Linked DNA regions of Homo sapiens: region 1 is linked to region 2. Evidence: chromatin contacts called from ENCODE Hi-C or POLR2A ChIA-PET data. All regions are on one chromosome and are shown on one strand. The core of a region is the stretch at or near the end of the contact, and the rest is flanking DNA. Distances in the headings are between cores, read along the strand shown.

What was found. Hi-C counts contacts between places; a loop is a spot of excess contacts on that map. ChIA-PET counts read pairs that join two places held with the same protein, here RNA polymerase II (POLR2A). Pooled maps may share reads with other maps.
Region 1: a map of mammary epithelial cell shows a loop between it and region 2 (3-fold over the local background). The contact joins two enhancer-like sites. A Hi-C loop is called at or near these places in 3 of 168 maps with a recorded cell type or tissue (PC-3, mammary epithelial cell and sigmoid colon) and 3 of 50 pooled maps. POLR2A ChIA-PET finds 5 or more read pairs at or near these places in 1 of 52 experiments (naive thymus-derived CD4-positive, alpha-beta T cell).

The regions. Positions count from the first base shown.
Region 1 is chr11:130,846,272-130,849,433 of GRCh38, forward strand. LINC02551 (long intergenic non-protein coding RNA 2551) reads right to left here. Exons shown (of 6, transcript NR_125383.1): 4 at 592-771. Among named protein-coding and RNA genes, the nearest start is that of LINC02551, 14 kb to the right of the region's middle. Within about 2 kb of position 1,385, at least 4 of the 41 ENCODE cell types and tissues checked have a DNase peak (open chromatin) inside an H3K27ac peak, as active enhancers do; they include PC-3 and mammary epithelial cell, where a contact is called at or near this core.
Region 2 is chr11:130,633,942-130,636,863 of GRCh38, forward strand. No RefSeq gene overlaps it. Among named protein-coding and RNA genes, the nearest start is that of MIR8052, 31 kb to the right of the region's middle. Within about 2 kb of position 1,275, at least 9 of the 41 ENCODE cell types and tissues checked have a DNase peak (open chromatin) inside an H3K27ac peak, as active enhancers do; they include PC-3 and mammary epithelial cell, where a contact is called at or near this core.

The DNA of each region.
Region 1 (3,162 bases), core at 135-2,634, 210 kb after region 2:
AAAAGCAGGTCCAAACCGAATAATTTTTTTCCCCTGAAACTAGATTCCTCCCTGTTTAGTAGAGTCCCCATTTCCAATTTAGGACTTTGCCAACCCCATACAACTTCTTTGCACAAAATACCCCAAGATAAGGTCAAGGAGAAGGCCTTACATTATGTCAGCCCCATTATCTGAGCTTGAGAGCCTCCCTTGGCTCCGCCCTGTCTGGGCAATGCAGTGGGAGAGGGGACTGGGCTGGGGGTGGCCAGGTGGCTGTCTAGCCTGCCTGGTCACAAAGACCCCAGTGAGTGTGAGATGAGCACATGACAGGGGCTCCGGGCAGGTCAGACTTGACGCCTCACTTGACCCCACTGACAGCCAGAGTTTGATAAAGACATGATTGAGTTGAGGATTTCTTTCTGACAGTTTAATGGATGGCTATAATTAGGGGCCTGCTCTGAGGGTGTGGAAACACATAGACCCCATTGTAGGGAGGCTAAATGCTACAAAGGTCAAGGCCAAAATATGGTATGAAAGAAGCTCAACGTTTTCCAACACACAGGAGAAGTGAGTCAGTAGTGAAACGTGTTTACTAAGCATGATCAAGCATACCCATTTCTTTTCAGTTCCTGAGCCTGATGGTTGTCATCAGTGGTGGGTCTCTGAAGCAGAGTTTCAGTCCTTGTGGCTCCAGAGACTAGCACTCTAAAGGTGGAGTTGACAGGATAAACTTCCCACCTGATCTCAGAAAGCAACTGACTTTCTTTTCTTCTCCTGGAACCATCTCCCTGACTGAAAATAAGAATGACAACAATAACTGAGACATACACATTGAATTTTAATGTTAAATTTAAACAATATTTGTCAGTTTGTTTATGCTTCATTGTCAAAATAATGATTAATGAAAGTGGCTTTAAGCCCTAGATACTTTCTGGGATGTTTTAAAAGACTTCTTCTTGGAATAAAGGAGCCATGATGTGCCAGCCATAATAAGATCCAACTAACAACGAACAAAAAAAATACAGTGAGTAATGGCAATAATGTTCTCATTAAAGGAAAATACCTCACAACTTAGACAGAAACAGAGGGAATTAGTGAAACTCCATCCATTGAGGGCTCATAGGCTGCCCTTGGAAATACTCTTACCTGGTCACAGTACTAGTGAATTCATTTCCTGGTTAAGTTGGTAAGGTAGGCATCTTGAAAGACATTCATTAATCAAAGAATCAGATAATCCCAGGGCTGAAAAGGATTTTGGAGGCCCTAGAGTGCCAAAAGGCTGACCCACCTCTGCCGTATGGATTCTGATGAACAGAAGCTCTGACTCCTTTACACTGCCTATCCCAATCTGGGTAGCTATGAGTATTAACAAACTTGTCCCGATACAGTAGTCTCCCTTATCTGCAGTTTCACTTTCTACAGTTTTAGTTACCTGTGCTTAACCGCAGTCCAGAAATAGTAAATGGCAAATCTCAGAAATACACGTAAGTTTTAAATTGCATGCCCTTCTGAATGGCATGATAAAAATCTCATGCAGTCCTACTCCATCTCACCCAGGACGTGAATCATCCCGTTGTCTGGCATGTCCATGCTGTCTGCGCTACTCACCCATGAGTCACATAGGAGCCGTCTTGGTTATTAGATTGACTGTCATTTGTTTTGCAGTGCTTGTGTTCAAGTGACCCTTATTTTACTGAACAGTGGCTCCAAAGAACAAAAGTAGTGATGCTGGCCATTTGAACATGCCTAGGAGAAGCTGGGAAGTGCTTTCGTTAAGTGAAAAGGTGAGAGCTCTTGACTTAATAACGAAAGAATAAAAATTGCAATATTAAAGTTGCTGAGATCTACAGTGAGAATGAATTTTTTTACCTGTGAAATTGTGAAGAAGAAAAAAATTCATATAGTTTTGCTGTTGCACCCCAAACTTTATCATAGATATGTATGTATAGGAAAAAAACATAGTTGGGGTTGGTACTATCCTAGGTTTCAGGCATCCACTGGGTGTCTTGGAACATATTCCCTGTGAATAAGTGGGGACTACTGCATTGAGCTAAAATCTGTTTTTTTTTTTTGTTTGTTTGTTTTTTTAACCTCCCACTAATTGGTTCCATTCTACCAACTGGGGTCACATAGAACAAGGCTAAGTCCCTGTTACATATGTTACTAGGACTGGCTATGTAATTTGCAGGGCCCAGTGCAAAATGAGAATGTGGGGCCCATGTTAAAAATTACTAAGAATTTCAAGATGGTAACAGAGCATTAAGCCAAGGGTGGAACCCTTCTAACTGCAGAGCTCTGTGTGGCTTTACAGGTAAGCAACCCAGAAAGTTGGCGGCGTAGGGAACTTTCTGTTTTGTTTCTGAATGACTGGATTTGGTACAGTGTTAATAGAAGGAAACTATTTTTCCTCCACTTTGTGTTATAACTCTTTTTCAATTCCTTCTTCCTTCCTGCAGATCCCATGGAATATTCTGGTCTTTTGCATATATTAAAAGCCCAGTTCAATATTTTATTAAACTCCAAGCTGTCAATCACTACCTTTGCCCTGGCTGGGGCTGGGAAACTTGCAGAGACTTGCTTCTTTTCTTTGTTCTCCTGGCTGATCTACCTCCCACTCTTCATGTTGCTGTTGGCTCCTTCAGGGCTGGCCAGGGGTAGAAGGAGAAGGGCAGTGGATGGGAAAGGTCTTCCTTACTTGGTAGGCCCAGGTGTGATCCGGCGTTTAAGGGCTCTCTGAGCTGAGCACTCAAGTGCTCCTCTTTTCTTTCATGGGTACATCTCTGGGTTCTTCTAAGCTCCTCCTCTGGGGACTCTCAACTGCGGTTTTCTGGTGCAGGGATGCCTCCTTTGGCTAGAAGTTGATGACATTCGCCCAGCCCATGGCTGGTGGTTCACTGCAGTCTCCTTCTGCTGGGGTCATCCACCCTGCACTCCCTCCCTAATTCCAGTGGTCCTCTTGGATAGAGTTTTCAAACTGCCTCATGCTGGTCTCTTCCTCAGGATTCACATGTGGACCTTGAGAAACATGTGTTTTTGCGCTGCCGTTTGCATAGCTCCCTTCAGTCTGCCAGCACAGCTTCTACTCCCTGCCCACAGCCAGAAACTCCCTCCTTCAGATTTTCTTCCAAGTAAGTGTGACTCAGATACCAGTTCCAGAATCTGCCCCAATTCCAAGGAATATAT
Region 2 (2,922 bases), core at 25-2,524:
GGGCTGCAGTGCCATTTGTTGATACAAGGAAAAGAAAGTTAGACATAAATGTTTCCTCTCTGAGCTGATGTTGTTTAACCTGTGAGCATTTGGTGTACAACTTACAGATCTTGATACACCCTCATCCCTGAACTGAAGGCATCTGTTTGGCAATTAGAAGAAAGGTCTTAAGTATGCTTAGCTGGTATTACAGCACGCCACTGAGAAACTGCAGGGGAAAGAGAGACGTGGCTGTGTTCCTGAGGCCCACTTCTTGAAGTTTCCTCAAAGGTGGGAGACGCTGATTTCTTCCCAGAATCCTCTGGGCATCCCTGTGGCCAGAGATTTAGGAACCTTGCTTGCCACAGACTCAAAGCAGGAAGGCCACCACTTCCTAACCCCAGGGAGGAGGCTCTCAGTTGCTAGTGAGAGTGGAACAGAGGCTGCAGGTTCACCTGAATTGGCCATAGAGGGGAAGGCATGGATGAGAGGGGAGAAGGGCTGGCGTCTTCCCTTCTCAGTGGTTCCCTCTCCTTCACTTGCCTCCTTCTGGTCTCCTCCTTGCCTCCTCCTGCTGTTGGAGTGGATGAGCTGGGGGCCCACACCAGGGCTTGGCACGGCGGGAGGAGGGCATGGAGTTTCTCTAGACCTTGGCTTTAAGTAAGAGTGCTGACCAGGCTCTTAAACTGGGGATGTGGGCTAGTCCAGCTCACTAGAGTGGAGTCTTAGGTAATATTAAGGTAATGCATTTGTCCTGAGAGCATCCCTGTTTAACCTAACCGGCCTTTGAGCATCTTAGCAGGGACAGTGCCTGGCAAGAGTCTCAATGATGTTTCCATGTCTCATTTTTATTGATAAAGTCTGGCTTCAGAACCATCTTTCAGGTCACCTGACCACTTGCTTTCCTAGCACAGTGGCTGGCATCTACTAGGCATTAAATAACCATGGGTTATTATCATAATTAAAAACTAGATCAGTTTTCTAAAATAGGGTTAACCATTCTCAAACGTTTTGAATCTGGAGGACCTAAAAGAATCTGGGGTCGCATGAGTCACCAGTGAGGAACTGTATAGAAACTGATTTTGTTATTTTTGCTCCTGACAGATAGCTAAGCCCAGTGACTTCCTGAAAAACCCCACAGAGCGTTAGCAAAGGCCTTGGGAGAAGAACTAGGAACCCTGCCTCGTCCCTTGCTATGTTAGGCAGCAAACCCTGCTTTCCTTCGCCAGGAACAGCAACCCGACTGTGCTCCCTCTGCCAGAGTGGAGCTTCCCTGCAGAGTCAGGCAGGATGGGAACGGCAGATGTCAGCCAAATGGGGCTCTGTTTGAGTCACATCCTGGTAAATGCGTGTCAGAAGCAGGTGAGCGATGTTAAATTTCACACAAACAACAATCCAGATGAAAGGTGAGAGCACAGCAGCCTTGAGCTTTGTCTTTGTGCCCAGACCACTCTCTGCTGTGCAGAAAGAAAAGCCTCACGGAACTCTAGAACACCCGGGTCTGGAATTAGGGCGATGGGGACATGGGCATGCTCCTGTGAGTCCTGCTTCCACCGATGGTGAGACTTTGAGGCTCAAAAGAGTCAATAATTGCACAATGAGAATGTACATAATACCACTGAACTGTACATTTAAAAATGGCTAAAGCATGTGTATTTAGTAAAGACGGGATTTCGCCATGTTAGTCAGGCTGGTCTCGAACTTCTGACCTTGGGTGATCCACCTGCCTCAGCTTCCCAAAGTGCTGGGATTACAGGCATGCCGGGCATGGTGTCAGGCGCCTGTAATCCCAGCTACTTGGGAGACTGAGGCAGGAGAATCACTTGAACCTGAGAGATGGAGGTTGCAGCGAGCTGAGATCACGCCATTGTACTCCAGCCTGGGCAACAAGAGCGAAACTTCATCTCAGAAAAAAAAAAAAAAGTTAAATCAGTAAATGTCATGTTATGTGTATTTTACCACAGTTAAAAAAAAAACAAAAAACAGCAGCCAAGGTGGATAGCAAAGTACAAAACATGCAACAGCAATGACAGTAGCAGCAATGATTTGCACCCAGTTCTTAAGTGCAAGCAGCATAACGGGGAATTAAACAGCTCCCTGTCAAGGAAGGCTTGAGGAGAAGAAGGGCAAGCATGTGGAAGCCCCCTGTGAAGGCTCTCCCCATGCACACTTTCATCACTAGGGCCTTGCTCTGTGACTCTGACCTCTCTTCTTGCCCAGCATGGTCCCTGGGACCTAAGAGTCTGCCTTTCCTCACCAGAATACAGCCCCCCTCCAAGGCTGCAATTTTTCTCCAGGGGTCCTACCTGGGAGCTTAGCTGTCAACACCACCCTCTCAGATGCTCACCGCCTATGGCATCCTGCACCACTAAAGCTTGGGCAAACATCTTGCGCTTTCCTTTTCCTTAGTTAAGAGTATGATATTTGCAAAGGAACTTTACTAAAAACAAACAGGAATAGATGAAGAAATAATGACCCAAGTTACAAATTGCATAAGCAGAAAAGTAGCTCTACTATATTAAACACATAATCCTACATTCATCACAAAATTAAGTGCTTGACATACTCATTTTTAATTTTTGCAACACTCTGAAAGGACGTTGTTTTTGTGCTTCTTTGAGAATCAAGGGAGCTGTTGCTCAGAGGTCTTAGGTACACAGCAAAGCTAAACCAAGACTCGCACCCTGGCCTGACTGGCTCCAAAGTCTTTCTTTTTACCTCTGTACTGCTCCTAGGGTTCTCATTCAAAGGAGGTTCATAGAAACAGCAGAGAGCTTTAACAGATGCCACAGGCTCCGTGAGAACCATGCTCTACCCCTTGCTTGCAGACACATTTTAGGCCGTTTGCCTGCCTCTTTGTCTCTTAGCTCCTGCCTCATCAGTAAACTCGTGGGGGTAGGAGCTTTCCTGGCATTGCTCAACCCTGTACCCGTAACACCACAA